Linked DNA regions of Homo sapiens: all the other regions are linked to region 1. A link is a contact called in ENCODE Hi-C data. All regions are on one chromosome and are shown on one strand. Each heading gives the region's core, a stretch centred on a gene start or an enhancer-like site at or near the end of the contact. The rest is flanking DNA. Distances are from core to core; before and after follow the strand shown.

Region 1 (4,799 bases), core at 793-3,292:
GGCTCACTGCAACCTCCCCCTCCCGGGTTCAAGCGATTCCCCTGCCTCAGCCTCCCGAGCAGCTGGGACTACAGGTGCCCACCACCATGCACAGCTAATTTTTTGTATTTTAGTAAAGACGGGGTTTCACCATGTTGGCCAGGCTGGTCCTGAACTCCTGACCTCAAGTGAGCCCCCCACCTCGAACTCCCCAAGTGCTGAGATTACAGGCGTGAGCCACTGAGCCTGGCCACCAATACTTCTTTTTGCTGTTTTTTTTGACGGAGTCTCGCTCTATCGCCCAGGCTGGAGTGCAGTGGCGCGATCTCCGCTCACTGCAAGCTCCGCCTCCCGGGTTCACGCCGTTCTCCGGCCTCAGCCTCCCGCGTAGCTGGGACTACAGGCGCCCGCCAATACTTCTTAATCTCCCACACTTAAGTGGAACAGGATGGTTTATGGAGGCTGAAGTTGAGTATTTCCCTTCTCCCAGGTAGTTTAGGCTCTGATAAAACCCCAGCAGACTAGGCTTTGGTAAAAATACTTTCTCCTGAGGGCAGGTCTTGTTAAGAACTGATTGCTCTGGCTATTTTTAAATGGTTACCCTTTCAGCAGAGGAATCTTTCAGTAAAAATTTAAGTAATTAACCTAACTGTCAGAGGCGTTTGAACCAGAGCGATTCCATTTTGAGTGAGGGCTAGGAAAATGAGGCTGAGACTTGCTGGGCTGAATTCTCAGAATTTGGGCATTCCTCGCCTCTAGATGTTTACGATTAAGGGAATAAATTAATAATGTTTACTAAAACAGACCCAGATATCGGGATATCTGGAGAACAAAGGCATTCCTAATTTTGCTTTAAAGATAATAATATCAATTCCTGCAAAATAATTAAGAAAATTAATCTTTGATCACAAACCCTTGTAGCAGAGCACATCTCCCCATATATACAAGCATTGTACCTAGGGTGGATGCGTCCCTTCTCTTGCTTTCAGGAATGTCCTACTCTGTCTATGGAGTAGCTGTCCTTTCACCACTTTACGTGTTTTAATAAACTTGCTTTTCTCAGCACTGAGAACTCGCCCTGAATTCTTTCTTGCGCGCGATCCAAGAACCCTCTCTTGGGGTCTGGATCCGGACCCCTGTCGTAACGTAACTGAAAACCCCAGTGCAAAGGCATAGCACCCTACTTAAGAATTTGCAAACATTCATTATTAGTTATTTCAAATCATTGATTAACTTTCTCTAAGCCAATCAGATTCCTACCTGATGTCGAAAAGAAAAGCAAAAGGTAGACTGTTTCAACACTTTCAGACGCTTGGGTAAAAGATGCACTTTCATGCTATAAATAATGCAGCACAAATACTGTACAACAGGGCTTTATACTTGGGGAAAAGCTGCCAGATCCAAACTCTAAAGGAAAACTATTGGAGCTCATTTTTCCTGCCCACGTTAGCTAGCACATTTTGTTGACATTGAAAAAAAAAAAAGATTTTGGTGAAACTGAAAAAAAAAAAGCACCAACAACCCTACCTTGAAATAAACTATTGTACCTCTTATGCCTCCTCCCTTCTACCCCAGAAACCTGGAAGAAAAAAAGATATACCCGAGCTCGTCCAACCCCTCTTTGCGTGGACTGTATAGGAGTATTTAGCCCATCCTGCCTCCTTTAATCTAACATTCTGCGTCTTCTTTCCTTCAGCTTCTCGGCGCCCCCTTTGGCCAGCACTGACATCTTAGTCATCGCGGTCCAAAATTTACGCACGCGCCTTTGAGGGCTCACAGAGCCCGTCTCTCCCGGACGAATCTCATCCAATCAGAGCCAGCCAGGAAGCCGAGGCTCAGCAAGGCCTCGCGACGCCCAACTTCCCAGGGTTAGCGTCTCTGATGTCATGTGATTCCACCCTCCGCCTCTCACCCACCCTCGCAGAGGGCGGTGCGCTTGGCCCGGCCCCTCGAGGCACCGCCTTTCAATTAGCACTCGCTGATTGGTCGCTGCTCGCGCGGTCTCCTGGGTGACGGGAACGCGGTAGCCTGCTTGGTGGAGACCGGGTGCGCCTGCGTACTTCATAGTTCGCGTAGCGGCTCGAGCGTGGAGATGAAGGTAAATAACTTACAAATTCCCGGGGTGGGGCGGGAAAACGCGACTACTGGCCCTTGGTCGCTTTTAAAAGAGGATATCTGTCCCTCTCCCTTCTGAGTTCGTTGGAAATGAGGAAGAGAGAGAGAGAGAGAGGTGGCCAGAGAGAGCGGGGGCGAAGCTGAAGGGACGAGAGAAAGGAAAGAAAATAGGAGGAGAGGAGAGGGCGGAGAGAGAGGCCTCTCGTTTTGGGGACTGCAGACGCCGTAGAAGCGGTGCAGAAAGTGGGAACCCCTCCCTGGCCGAAATGAGCGGACTGGATCTAAAGATACCCCAGCTTCGCACGCGGAAAGAACTGGTCGAGTTAACGCGTTTGGAGGGTCGCTGTGAAGTTGACTGGGTCCGATGTCACGAGCTACCTCATTTCTTGGGGCTAAGCCTCTGGCAAGCCGCGCAGCTGCCCAGCGCCTTAAAAAGAATGAAAAGCCTCCTAAAGAATAACTTCAAAATGTATTACCTGTGACCAGTCCAATCACCTGCTAGCGAGTGTACATTATTGACGGGAAATCTGCACCCGAAAACTCAGGTCTCACGCTCATGTGCCTCATCCTCTGCACGCACGGTTTCTAGGCTTGGGCTTCTTGTTCACCCCACTTTCTGATTTATCAGAGCAGTCCCCCCTTGCTCTGCTCTGGCAAAGAAATGGAAGGCTTTTTTTTTTTTTTTTTTTTACTGAGTCTCGCTCTGTTACCCAGGCTGGAGTGCAGTGGCGCAATCTCTGCTCCCTGCAACCTCCACCTCCTGGGTTCAAGCGATTCTCCTGCCTCAGCCCCCCGAGTAGCTGGGACTACAGGCGCGTGCCACCACACCCAGCTAATTTTTTGTATTTTTAGTAGAGATGGGGTTTCACCGTGTTAGCCAGGATGCTGTCACTCTCCTGACCTCATGATCCCCCGACCTCGGGCTCCCAAAGTGCTGAGATTACAGGCGTGAGCCACCGCGCCCGGCTGGAAGGCTCAATTTTAAAATTATTTTAGATGTCCTCATGCTTCTTCGTGGCTATTAGTGTGGAAATTGGAATTGACGGACCAGTAATCATAACTCCCATTTTTATTTCTAAAGCTCTTTACAATTTATGAAATATTAGAAGTGAAGAGTTATTATTCATGATTTACAGTTGAGAATTTTTTGCTGGAGGCAATTTAAACGACTTACTTAAAGCCCTACAGCTAATAAGCTACAAACAAAATTTAAGTCTTGGTTTTTTGGTTGTGAAACTAGCAGTTTTTCCTCTGCACGGTATGTGGAGCATCTATAGAGCTCCACTGAAAAAAAATAATATGAAATCACAGCTAGAGGCAAGTCAGCCATTGAAGGTAATGAAATTCAAGTTTAAGGACTTCTCACTTGCATGAAGGAGTTCCAGGGTGAAATGGTCACAAAATTGCAAAAGTAAGATGCTTTTAAATATTCTTTCTTCATGAGTTTCTTTATGCTCTATAAAACTTTTATGTCCCATGATCATAGCCCACCTCTACTTTCAATAGAGGGGAATTTCTTCTTTAGCATGTAAAATGCTCATTGGGACAGGGTGCGGTGGCTCACGCCTGTAATCCCAGCACTTTGGGACGCCGAGGCAGGTGGATCACTTGAGGTCAGGAGTTCGACACCAGCCTGGCCAACATGGTGAAACCCTGTCTCTACCAAAAATATTTTTAAAATTAGCCGGGCGTGGTAGCGTGTGCCTGTAATCCCAGCTATTCGGGAGGCTGAGGCAGGAGAATCGCTTGAACCCAGGAGGCGGAGGTTGCAGTGAGCCAAGATCGCCCCACTGCACTCCAGAGCCTGGGCGACAGAGCAAGACGCTGTCTAAAAAAAAATAAAAATAAAAATAAACAACCTCACTGCTTTGTGTTTGGTTGTTGGTTGTTAATTTATTTATTTTGAGACGAAGTCTTGCTCTGTCACCCAGGCTGGAGTGCAGTGGCACCATCTCGGCTCACTGCAACCTCCACCTCCCGGGTTCAAGGGATTCTCGTGCCTCAGCCTCCCAAGTAGATGGGATTACAGCAAGCGCCACCATGCCCAGCTCATTTTTTGGTAATTTTAGTAGAGACGAGGTTTCGCCATGTTGGCCAGGCGGTGTTTAATTTTGAGCATTGTAAGAGTTTTGTGTTGCCGCACAGACTAAGTCCCGTGTAACAGTATCTAAATTTCATATGCCTAGAAATGGGCATCATTGTTTAATCTATAATTTAACCTAATATTGAAATCTAAATTTTTTCACTGAAACTCATATTCCTAAATGTTCTAGATCAACACTGTCTGATATAAATGTACTGTGAGCTAATGTAATTTCATATTTTTATTGACCATTAAAATTTTTTAAGAAAACAGGTAAAATTTATTTTAATAATATATTTTATCTTACCCAGTATATCAAAAATGTTATTTCAACATGTAATCAATATAAAAATTAACAACGAGATAGTTTACATTCTTTTTCCAGTTGTTGAAATCTGATATACATTTTATATTTACAGCACAGCTAGGTTGGGATTACTTATATTCCAAGTCCTCAATAGCTACATGTGGTTTGTAGCCTCCATATTGGACATCACGTTTCTTGATTGTTTCAAGGAAAAGAAAGAGTTTTCAGTTGATAACACTATTCACCCAGTAGCCAAGTTAAACACTTAATGATGATGTAAATATAACTAATGGAACTAATAGAAGAAAATAATGT
Region 2 (4,799 bases), core at 1,691-4,190, 800 kb after region 1:
CGTGGTGGCAGGCACCTGTAATCCCAGCTACTAGAGAGGCTGAGGCAGAATTGCTTGAACCCGGGAGGTGGAGGTTGCAGTGGGCCGAGACGCGCCACTGCACTCCAGCCTAGGTGACAGAGCAAGACTCCGTCTCAAAAAAAAAAAAAAAAAAAAAATTTAGCCGGGTGTGGTGGCACACGCTGGTAGTCCCAGCTACTTGGGAGGCTGAGGCAGAATAGCTTGAACCTGGGAAGTGGAGGTTGCAGTGAGCTGAGATCCCGCCGCCGCACACAGATTTGTTTTAATGAAAGGAACTGTTGTCTTATTCCTTCCAAAAAGGCAACAAATTGCAGAACCAAATTAAGAGTCTGAAAACTAAACCACAGGAATATTTTAAATACTGTACTCATTAAAATGCAACATTAGGTACATTTACTGGGCTCCAAGAGCAAGAGGCCAAGCTCATTCCCTAAAATACATTTGGCCAAGTGGCCCAAGGTGGAAACATTGTCAACAATGTTGCTTCCCTCACCTCCCACCAATTCTGATTGATTCTAACTCTGAAAAGTTGTTAAATCATTTCCTAGTCACTATTACCAATGCCATAGCCCTACCTGAAGATTTCAACGTCTTTCACCTAGACTACTGTTTACAGTTTCCTAGCCGGACTCACTGCCTCTGGTCTTCCCCTACTCCAATCTAGCACCAATTGTGACAACCAAAATGTCTCCAGCATTGCCAAACATCTCCTGGAGGTCAAAGTTGCCCTGACTCAGAACCACTGCTTCAAGCTGTTCCTACAAGAAGAATATTACTTATTTGTTAAGATTCTGGCCACAATCTATGTCAGTGGAACAGAAACCAAAAAAACTAACAAACATGAGGTTGAAATTTAAAACCTTAACCTTAGGACTGCCATGCTTAAACAAAATTAGCTGACACCTCATAAAAAGGGCCATAATACTCTTAAACTCCTTTGAACGTATAGACTTAAATCATCTTACTTTAAGCCTGAATTATGAAAAGTCTGTACCTTCTGTCAAAGTTTAACCACCATATATACATATTTAAGCTTCTGGATATAGAAAATTATGCAAATTTTTAAAAAGGACTTTGCGCTTTAATCAATCCCCTTCAGAAGCTGAAAATAGTAAACTTCTTAGGCAAATTACTGCCTACACCTAAGTTTGCAAGCCACTCTGAACAGTATTCTCATTAAATACCTCCAGAAAAAACTCTAAAAACACAAATTCTTATGCTTGAAAACCAGTAAGTTTTTGAAAAATCACACTCCTTTTAAATTTCCCACAATGGTTATATCCCTACAAAACTCACTCAAAGATGTTATCTGAGATACAACAGTACCTTTCAGAGGGGGTAAGAGATCTAAAAAACTTGGAACTTTAAAGGCCAGACTGAGCAGGGTAGCAGTATCACAGGAGAAAGCGCCTTCTACCAAAGACATCAAAATCCGTCCAGACACTTACCTTCAGGCGTTTGATCATCTCGTCCGTGGTGATCTTGTCGGTGATCTCTTTTACCCCCGGAGGGTAAGCGATCTTCCCGTCGGCACTCACGACGCCACAGAGGGCAGTGGCAGGCTTGGGCTGCGCGGTGAAGTCCATCCTGGGGGACAACTTTTGGTTCACAGTCCTCTACCGGCCTCTATCGGTCAGAAAACCAAAGTTCAGCGGGAAAGGGGCGACTTTGTAACCTCTTTTTTCATTTCAAATCTCTCTAATCTGGAAAAGGCCCTGTCTCCCCAGAGGCCGGGGACCCGGCAGCGGCCTCGCCACCCGCTCTTTCCCAGGGATCGAACCCCGCCGGCCCCGCCAACCCGGCCCTGCCAGCCCCAGGCTCACGGGGCTCCTCCGCACCAGCCGCCGTGGCCGCCGAACAGCGCCAGGAGTTTCCCATTCCGCCTTTCACAATGAAATCCACCCCCGAGCACCAGGGTCCGAAGTTTGGCGGCCCCGGGAGGCCGGCAAGGACCCCAAGGCCCCCGCTCGGCGGTGGGGAAGCACCCAGTCCCGCCCGGCCAGTCCCCTCCGGGAAACCAGACCCGAGGCCTATAGGGCTCGGCTTAGGCCGCAAAACTAGGGACCCAGCGGACCCACGCGCAGCGGCGGCTGCCGGGAACAAAACGCCCTTGCCCAGCCGAGCCTCGGACCCGGGGTAGTCCCCGCCGCGCTGCCACCCCTCCCCTGTTCCGCTCCCTCACCCCCGCGGGAGGGGAAAACAAGCCGCCCTCCACCCTCAGCCCCACGCCAGGAAGCGGCTGACGCGCCTCCGCACTTCACATTTTGTTCCTTCAACTTCGGCTGAGGGACCCCAGCTGCTTCTCTGGCCCCCGGCCGCTTGGCGCCTCCGGCACCGCCGAGGCCTTCCCGGCACCCTCGGGCGGCCCCACCGGGCCTCGGACCCGCGGCCCCCCCCTCCAGTCTCCCCTTCCGTCCCCTCCCTCCAGCAGCCTAGGGCGGGAGCCGAGCCGCCGCCGCCTTTACCTCCTCCTCATGCGGGCGGAAGGTGCATCGAGCGCCCGGGCCTCTGTCAGGTGGTTGCGCCGCCGCCCCTAGTCGGGCTGCACACAAAGCGGCTCCGCGGGTCCCGCCGCCGCCGCCGCCGCCGCCCGCCCGCCCGGGAGCGGCGCTGGGGCTGGCGGTGCCGAGGAGGAGCAGCCGCCGCGGGGGGAGACGCGGGGCGAGTGAGCGCTGGGCGGGGAGACAGTGCCGCTCTCCGTCTGGCCGAGGAAGAGCAGCCTCGAAGGCTCCTCCGGGAGTGTGTGCGCTTGTGTCCGTCCGGGACCCCCGCGGCCCGCCCGCACGCACCTCGCGCCGGCCCGGACCGCCGACTCGGACCCGGACGCCCCTCGCAGAGGCGCGCGCCCGGCCGTCCGTGCCCCGGGAGCCGGGGCCTCGCGCACACACCGGCCGGTCACGCGAGCGGCGCGAGAGCACGCGAGAGCAGCGCGCGCTCCTCGCTCCCTCCCCTTCCTCCGCCGGCCGTGCATCCGCCTCCCTCGGGCCCGAGGCGGCCGCGCGCAGGGCGGACAGCGCCGCCACCCGGTTGGCGCCAATACCTGCCGCGCGGGGCGCCTCCCGGAGGACCCGACCGGAGAGGGCGAGAGGAGGAGGAGCCCGGGTGGCGGGAAGCGAGCCCAGGTTCCCGCGGCCTTGCGAGGGCACGCAGGGCAAACAGTGCTTTATCTTTCGCAGCGGCGATGAGCTGGTGACTTTTGGGGGTCATCCTGAGGGACATAGACGAAACTGGTTGGGAGGTAGTTAATTGCTCGGTGAAAATGAACTGATTTCCTCCTCAGGGAGAGATCTGCAAAGTCAAGGAAAGTTGTGCAATGGGGCGCAGCGTGAGCGGCTCACTCTCGGGTCTTCTGACAGCCACCCGAGTTGCCCACCCTCCTTAGATTTCTGAAGTTAATATTTTGAAAGCTGCAAAACATGAAAATAGCATTGGGTCGAGTCGTTCTCAAGGTATGGTCTTTGGGCCACCAGGCCTCACAATCACTTTGGGTACTGGCTGAAAACGTAGGTTTCCAACTCCAAAGATTAAAAAACATAAAAATATATGTTTTTTTAACGTAAAAATATATATGAACATAAAACATATAAAAATATAACATATAAAATAAAACACTAAAAAATATAAAAATATACATAAACATAAAAATCTCTGAGAGTGGAACCCAGAAATAAGCATTTATTAATTGGGTGGGTGATTCTTGTAAATAAGGAAGAGCTCATTTTTTAAAAATGTTTTAAACCTACCAAGCATTAACGTTTTCTGTCATCCAAAGGAAAACCACTATCAGGTAAAAACAGTGCACGCAGCAGTGTTTGAGCAATTTAATGTATGTAATTGAAACAAATTAACGCAAGAACATACACTTACCTATTTAAAAAAAATCAAGAGCATACACAAAATTTCCGAAGAGAAAGTTGAAAAAAGGATACGATAATATGAAATCACATTCAGCTCTTGAAACTGACCACTACCATAGTTTAAAATGATATTCGATTGTTTATTCAAATTATTCTTGATGGGTACCCATTGGTCTATTTTTTTCCCACATCCTTTAACGTCAACTTAAAAATAGTAAAGGTACTGCATTTCAGCTCACTGACTTGTTTTTGACGTATTACACAAGAGCAGTCATTGCGAATCTGACACTCCACAGTTGCTGATTTGCTAGAACTCTGCCCAAAAGTCAATGCTTTGTTCTTGGGCATTTACAGTACCAGGCAGAATCCATTTAAAAGTGTCCTCATCCAAACTATTAAGTGGACCAAAAGCTGCTCTCTTTTTAGGCTCTCCCTGTCACTTTTGATATTTATTTTTTTCTTTTGAGACGGAATCTTACTCTGTCACCCAGGCTGGAGTGCAGTGGCGTGATATCGGCTCACTGCAAGCTCTGCCTCCCGGGTTCACGCCATTCTCCTGCCTCAGTCTTCCGAGTAGCTGGGACTACAGGCGCCCGCCACCACGCCCGGCTAATTTTTTTTTTTTGTATTTTTAGTAGAGACGGGGTTTCACCATGTTAGCCAGGATGGTCTCGATCTCCTGAGCTAGTGATCCGCCCGCCTCGGCCTCCCAGAGTGCTGGGATTACAGGCATGAGCCACCGCGCCCGGCCAAATTTGATATTTCTTTGTGTGTTACATTTAATTAAACAACAATGATTTTATCTTTCATCCTCCTCAGTAGCTTGCCCATTATTAAATGGAGTTTTGTATATGTACATATATTTTATTTTATTTATTTTTTATATTATTTTATTATTTTTTGAGATGAAGTCTCACTTTG
Region 3 (4,799 bases), core at 743-3,242, 520 kb after region 1:
TTCCATGTTTGCCACCACAATTTTAATTACTTTTGGTAAAACCATGTATTTGTGATATTTTTATAATAGATATTTTACTGATTGGCTAGGTGAAGAAAGTGCATGAAGTATAAACTTCTGAAATGACACCCTTATTACTTATTCCAAAATGTTCTATTCAAAATGCTTCTCAGTACCAAACCATTATTACTATGCACCTTAGAAACCACTTTCTTTTTTAAAAATTATTATCTTTAGAGACAGGATTTCACCATAGGGCCCAGGTTGGTCTCAAACTCCTGGGCTCAAGTGATCTGCTCCCCCTCGGCCTTCCAAAGTGCTGGGATTACAGGCGTGAGCCACCGCGCCCGACCAGAAACCACTTTCTTTTGTTTGTTTGTTTTTTGTTTTTTTTTGAGACGGAGTCTCGCTCCGTTGCCCAGACTGGAGTGCAGTGGCGCAATCTCGCTCGCTGCAAGCTCCGCCTCCCGGGTTCACGCCATTCTCCTGCCTCAGCCTCCCGAGTAGCTGGGACTACAGGCGCCCGCCACCACGCCCAGCTATTTTTTTTATATTTTTTTAGTAGAGACGGGGTTTCACCGTGTTAGCCAGGATGGTCTTGATCTCCTGACCTCGTGATCCGCCCGCCTCCGCCTCCCAAAGTGCTGGGATTACAGGCGTGAGCCACCGCACCTGGCCCAGAAACCACTTTCAAACTTACTTTCCACTTAAAATATTTTATACTTTTTGTTTTGTTTTGTTTTGTTTGAGACAGAATCTTGCACTGTGGCCCAGGCTGGAGTGCAGTGGCGCGATCTCGCTCACTGCAACCTCCGACCCCCAGGTTCAAGCGATGTTCCTGCCTCAGCCTCCAGAATAGCTGGGATTACAGGTGCCTGCCACCACACCTGGCTGATTTTTGTATTTTTAGTAGAGATGGGGTTTCACCATGTTGGCCAGACTGGTCTCGGACTCCTGACCTCAAGCGATCCGCCGCGCCAGCAAAAACGTTTTAGTCTTATCTGTACTCATTTACTCATTCAATATTTATTGAGTGCCTACTATCACCAGGCACCTTTGAGGCCTAGGTTTACAGAAATAAGGCTCCCCCTCCCCCACCCCGAGTCCCCTGAAGGGTACTGTAATTGTTTCCATTTCTCCAATTTTCACTTTAATATATGTGAATTTTCACATGCTTCATTCAGTTCAGTGGTTCTCATAATGTGGTCCCGGAACCAGCACCAACAGCAGCAGCAACTGGGAGACTTGTTAGAAGCGCAGTCTTAGGCCCACCCTACACTCTAGGGATGGGCATAGGAGTGTGTGTGTGTGTGTGTGTGTGTGTGTGTGAGAGAGAGAGAGAGAGAGAGAGAGAGATTGTGTGTGTGTGTCAAGCTCGGTATTAAATAGGTCAAAGAGCAACATCTGGCTTCTAAACCCACCCTCAGGCCTCTCCACCGAGTACCTGTCTCAAACCCAATCTGATCCAACAATAACCAGCCTTAATTCAATAATCTGTGCTACCTGAGATGATGGGAATAATCGTGGTACTATAAATGTTGCAGAACAAAAACGACTGCAGTAGATTTTCTGGGGCTACACCAACTGAAAATGGGCCGGACCGAGATCCGGGAGAGCGTTTTCCTGCGCTAGACACGGCGTTCAGCCTCCGGGTTCCGGGTCTAGCTGAGTCAGGGCGGCGTTCCAGCCGAGTGCGGCGTCGGAAACCCGTTCGGTTGCGCCCGAACCTTCGGTCAGAGGCCAGCGCTGGAAGCCCAGACCACAGCACCCGGGTTTAAACAGGAGCGGAGGCGCCGGGAAGGGCCGGGGGGGCCGGCTAGGGCCGGCCAGCTTGGAAGCCGCACCCTCGCGGCCCCAGACGCCGGCAGGGCGGAGCCACGCGGCCGCAGCCCCAGCCGAGACGCGAGCTCGTGGCTCGGGCGTATGGGGGCTCCAACGGGAGCGGCTGCGCCGCCCGGCCGGGTCAACGTCGTGCGCATGCGCCGACCCGGCGCCATTTTGGTGGCCGGGCGCGGAGGTGATTCCACACTGAGGCGAGCGCGGCGGCCGGGGTGGTAGTGGCAGTGTTCGTGTGCTCAGGTCTGAATCGCCGAGGGAGGAGGCGGTGGAGGAAGAGGTGGCGGCGGTGGCGGTGGTCGTAGCGGTGGCGGAGGAGGCGGGTACGAATCAGCTGCGGGCGGAGACATGGCCAACATCGCGGTGCAGCGAATCAAGCGGGAGTTCAAGGAGGTGCTGAAGAGCGAGGAGGTCAGAAATGAACTCCCGGATATCCCCCACCTCTGCCTGGGGCGGGAGGGTCCTCCCAGCTGCGACCCCGATATCCCCGGTAGTCCCTGGGTGGTCCTCCTTGCGGCCGCCCTTCTGCCTGTGAGGAAGCAGCAGTGTTCCCCTCCTCCTTCCGCCGCCTTCCCCTCCCCTCCCAGAGCGCTAGGATGGACGGTCTCGCGGGCGGGTGGTCTGGGGTGGAACATGGTTTGGGGAGGTGATGGACAGGGGGCAACTCCTCGGAGGGATGGAAGCTCACAAGAGAACCCGAGGCGGTGGCCGCAGCTGGAAATGTGGCTGTGGGGTGGGGAGGGAGCAGGCCGAGCCTGAGAAAACCCGGGAAGTGGGTTGGGGGAAGGGGAAAGGTGGTAACTGGATCCCAAGAGCAGTGCTGCTCGAAGGCCCACACTTTTGAGGGTATTCGGGGTTATTGCCTGTCAGGCCTTCACTGTTCTTTTCTTGGGGAAGGAGCAGTGAGTCCTTAGGTATTGATTAAAAAGGAAGGACATTCAGAGTTAGTCCTTCTTAGTTGGGTGTTAGGAGTCAAAGGGAGACATAATAGAATACTGTCTTATTTGGTGGCAGGGGTAAGGGAATTTTCACCTGAGTTAGCAAGTTAATTCCAAATAAGATAATTATCTCTTTTCCACTTAACCCCCAAATTCCTAGGCCTCATCTTTATTGACATCTCAATCTTTTGAGTGGGCAAAGGCAAGGTGTTTGGTGTATTAAAGACATGTAAATATTTTTAGTTAGGAAACAAATAATGGAATGTATGAGTAGCTTATTTCAAAATATTGTTTACAAGTTACAGATCAGAGAGACTGTCTTAAGACAGTGCCTCTGTGACTCGTGTTGTGCCACGAAACTTCATTATGATGTCCCTCATAGTTAACTTGATTCTTACTTTTGAAAAGCAGACCTATTAAAAATGTGAAATTTCACCAGATTAATACATTGTTTCATCTCCTTATTGAGATTTATCACGACTTAACAGATTTTCAAAAAAGTTGCCTCCCGTTGCTCTTAAGTCCTGCAGAATTTAGATACATTTGTACTACGTTTATTTATGTAAGATATTCACAGTGCTCTAGTAATTTGACTCAAAATTATGCAAGTATTAGTACAGTTTCTCATACCAAGATCAACAAGAATGCCAGATTGTCTTCCCCACATGAATTAAACAAAAAGTAATACAGAAAATGATTATTTTCAAGATTCACATACCATTATTGAATATATCATTGCTATTTGTGTTTTTCTTTTACAGTTAGTACTTTAATAGTGTCAATAATAATTTGTGAAATTCAGCATTCTAAGTATGTGATGAGTATACATGGAGAAAAAATTATTTAAAATTCAAAAATGACAACAGACTTATTGAAAGTAGTATATAAGTCATGGTCGGTTTTACAGAGCATGTGTATGAACTCTGACCTCTATGTTTGTTCATATGCCAAAACTCTGAATGGAAGGATGACTTTGTATTTTGTGGTACAATGCAGAAATAGAGTCATAAGTGTCTGTACTGATACAATGAAACAGCAATTTTAACTTATTTAATATGAAAATGTATTCCAGGTTAGTTGACATATATACTCCTAATGAAAGCAGTTGTTGTTGCCAACAACTGAAAACATTTCTTGTTTAATAAGGTTGTACAAGCCTGAAACTTAATAGACTTTTAATGCTTTATTTTCTGTTACTTACGGTAACAGAAACAGTAAGTTACTGCTCTGGTAATTAATGTGGTCTCTTTGCTTTTTATGAGCTGACTTTTCACCGTGGTATTCTTAGTACTAAGTTGAAGATTACCAGAAATACTTGTATTGCTCTCTAGTAATGCATATTAAAAAAACACTGCTCTTTATACGTAAGGGATGTTGAAGCCTTACTTCAGATAAGCATCAAAAGTGTTTCAGAAGAAGAAAACAGGAAATGCAAACAGACAGGTTTTTTGTTGTTTTTGTTGTTTGTTTGTTTTGTTTTGTTTTGTTTAGAACAGTACCTGTATAAATATGGAAGGAAACTTCTGGGAAAATAAGTTGGAAAGAACATTTAGGAAAGGGTCACATCATTTAATCTTGGAATAAATATAACCAATAAATAGCTTATTTTCACCAGTATTTTTTGATATTTTAGTAGCCCCAGTTCTATAAGTGTATTGTTATTTTCAACTCATTGAAGACTTGTAGTATAGTCCATGTGTTTCCTTTTTAAGGGTGTAAATACAGTCTTTTGAATGGCTGATCAAATAAATGTTTCATCATGTCACTTTTTTGGTAAATCAGCACTTTACCGAAGTTTATTTCATGTGTTTGTATGCTTGTGTTTACTAAGAACACTGGTTGATTTAAGGACTTTTTGGGGTGGCCTTATAAGAGCCTTTGTAAAGATAGCTGACGCTTACTGGATTCTGGTTATGAGAGATTATAAGTGGCCGTTCTTAGAGTGTGTTAAAATACAGCCAACAAGATAAATGTGAAAAAGCAAGGTGCAGAATAGTGTGGAAGAGGCCATTTGTGTCAAAAAGA

Evidence for each region. A loop is a pair of places that touch in the nucleus more often than their neighbours do. Pooled maps may share reads with other maps.
Region 2: a map of gastrocnemius medialis shows a loop between it and region 1 (37-fold over the local background). The contact joins the promoter of PDS5A here to the promoter of WDR19 in region 1. A Hi-C loop is called at or near these places in 6 of 168 maps with a recorded cell type or tissue (CD4-positive, alpha-beta memory T cell, CD8-positive, alpha-beta T cell, Right ventricle myocardium inferior and 2 more), 12 of 37 single-sample maps with no recorded cell type and 27 of 50 pooled maps.
Region 3: a loop to region 1 is called in a map of CD8-positive, alpha-beta T cell, with 14 times the contacts of the local background. The contact joins the promoter of UBE2K here to the promoter of WDR19 in region 1. A Hi-C loop is called at or near these places in 7 of 168 maps with a recorded cell type or tissue (CD4-positive, alpha-beta T cell, CD8-positive, alpha-beta T cell, dorsolateral prefrontal cortex and 2 more), 1 of 37 single-sample maps with no recorded cell type and 17 of 50 pooled maps.

The regions. Positions count from the first base shown.
Region 1 is chr4:39,180,487-39,185,285 of GRCh38, forward strand. It overlaps WDR19 (WD repeat domain 19), which reads left to right and starts at 2,043. Exons shown (of 37, transcript NM_025132.4): 1 at 2,043-2,077. The coding sequence starts at 2,072. RefSeq lists enhancers at 1,712-1,891, 1,743-2,037, 2,162-2,311, 3,012-3,081.
Region 2 is chr4:39,974,971-39,979,769 of GRCh38, forward strand. It overlaps PDS5A (PDS5 cohesin associated factor A), which reads right to left and starts at 2,941. Exons shown (of 33, transcript NM_001100399.2): 1 at 2,487-2,941; 2 at 1,470-1,647. The coding sequence starts at 1,607. RefSeq lists an enhancer at 1,280-2,188 and silencers at 1,726-2,475, 2,526-3,165.
Region 3 is chr4:39,696,144-39,700,942 of GRCh38, forward strand. It overlaps UBE2K (ubiquitin conjugating enzyme E2 K), which reads left to right and starts at 1,993. Exons shown (of 7, transcript NM_005339.5): 1 at 1,993-2,247. The coding sequence starts at 2,185. RefSeq lists an enhancer at 1,547-1,606 and a silencer at 1,687-1,976.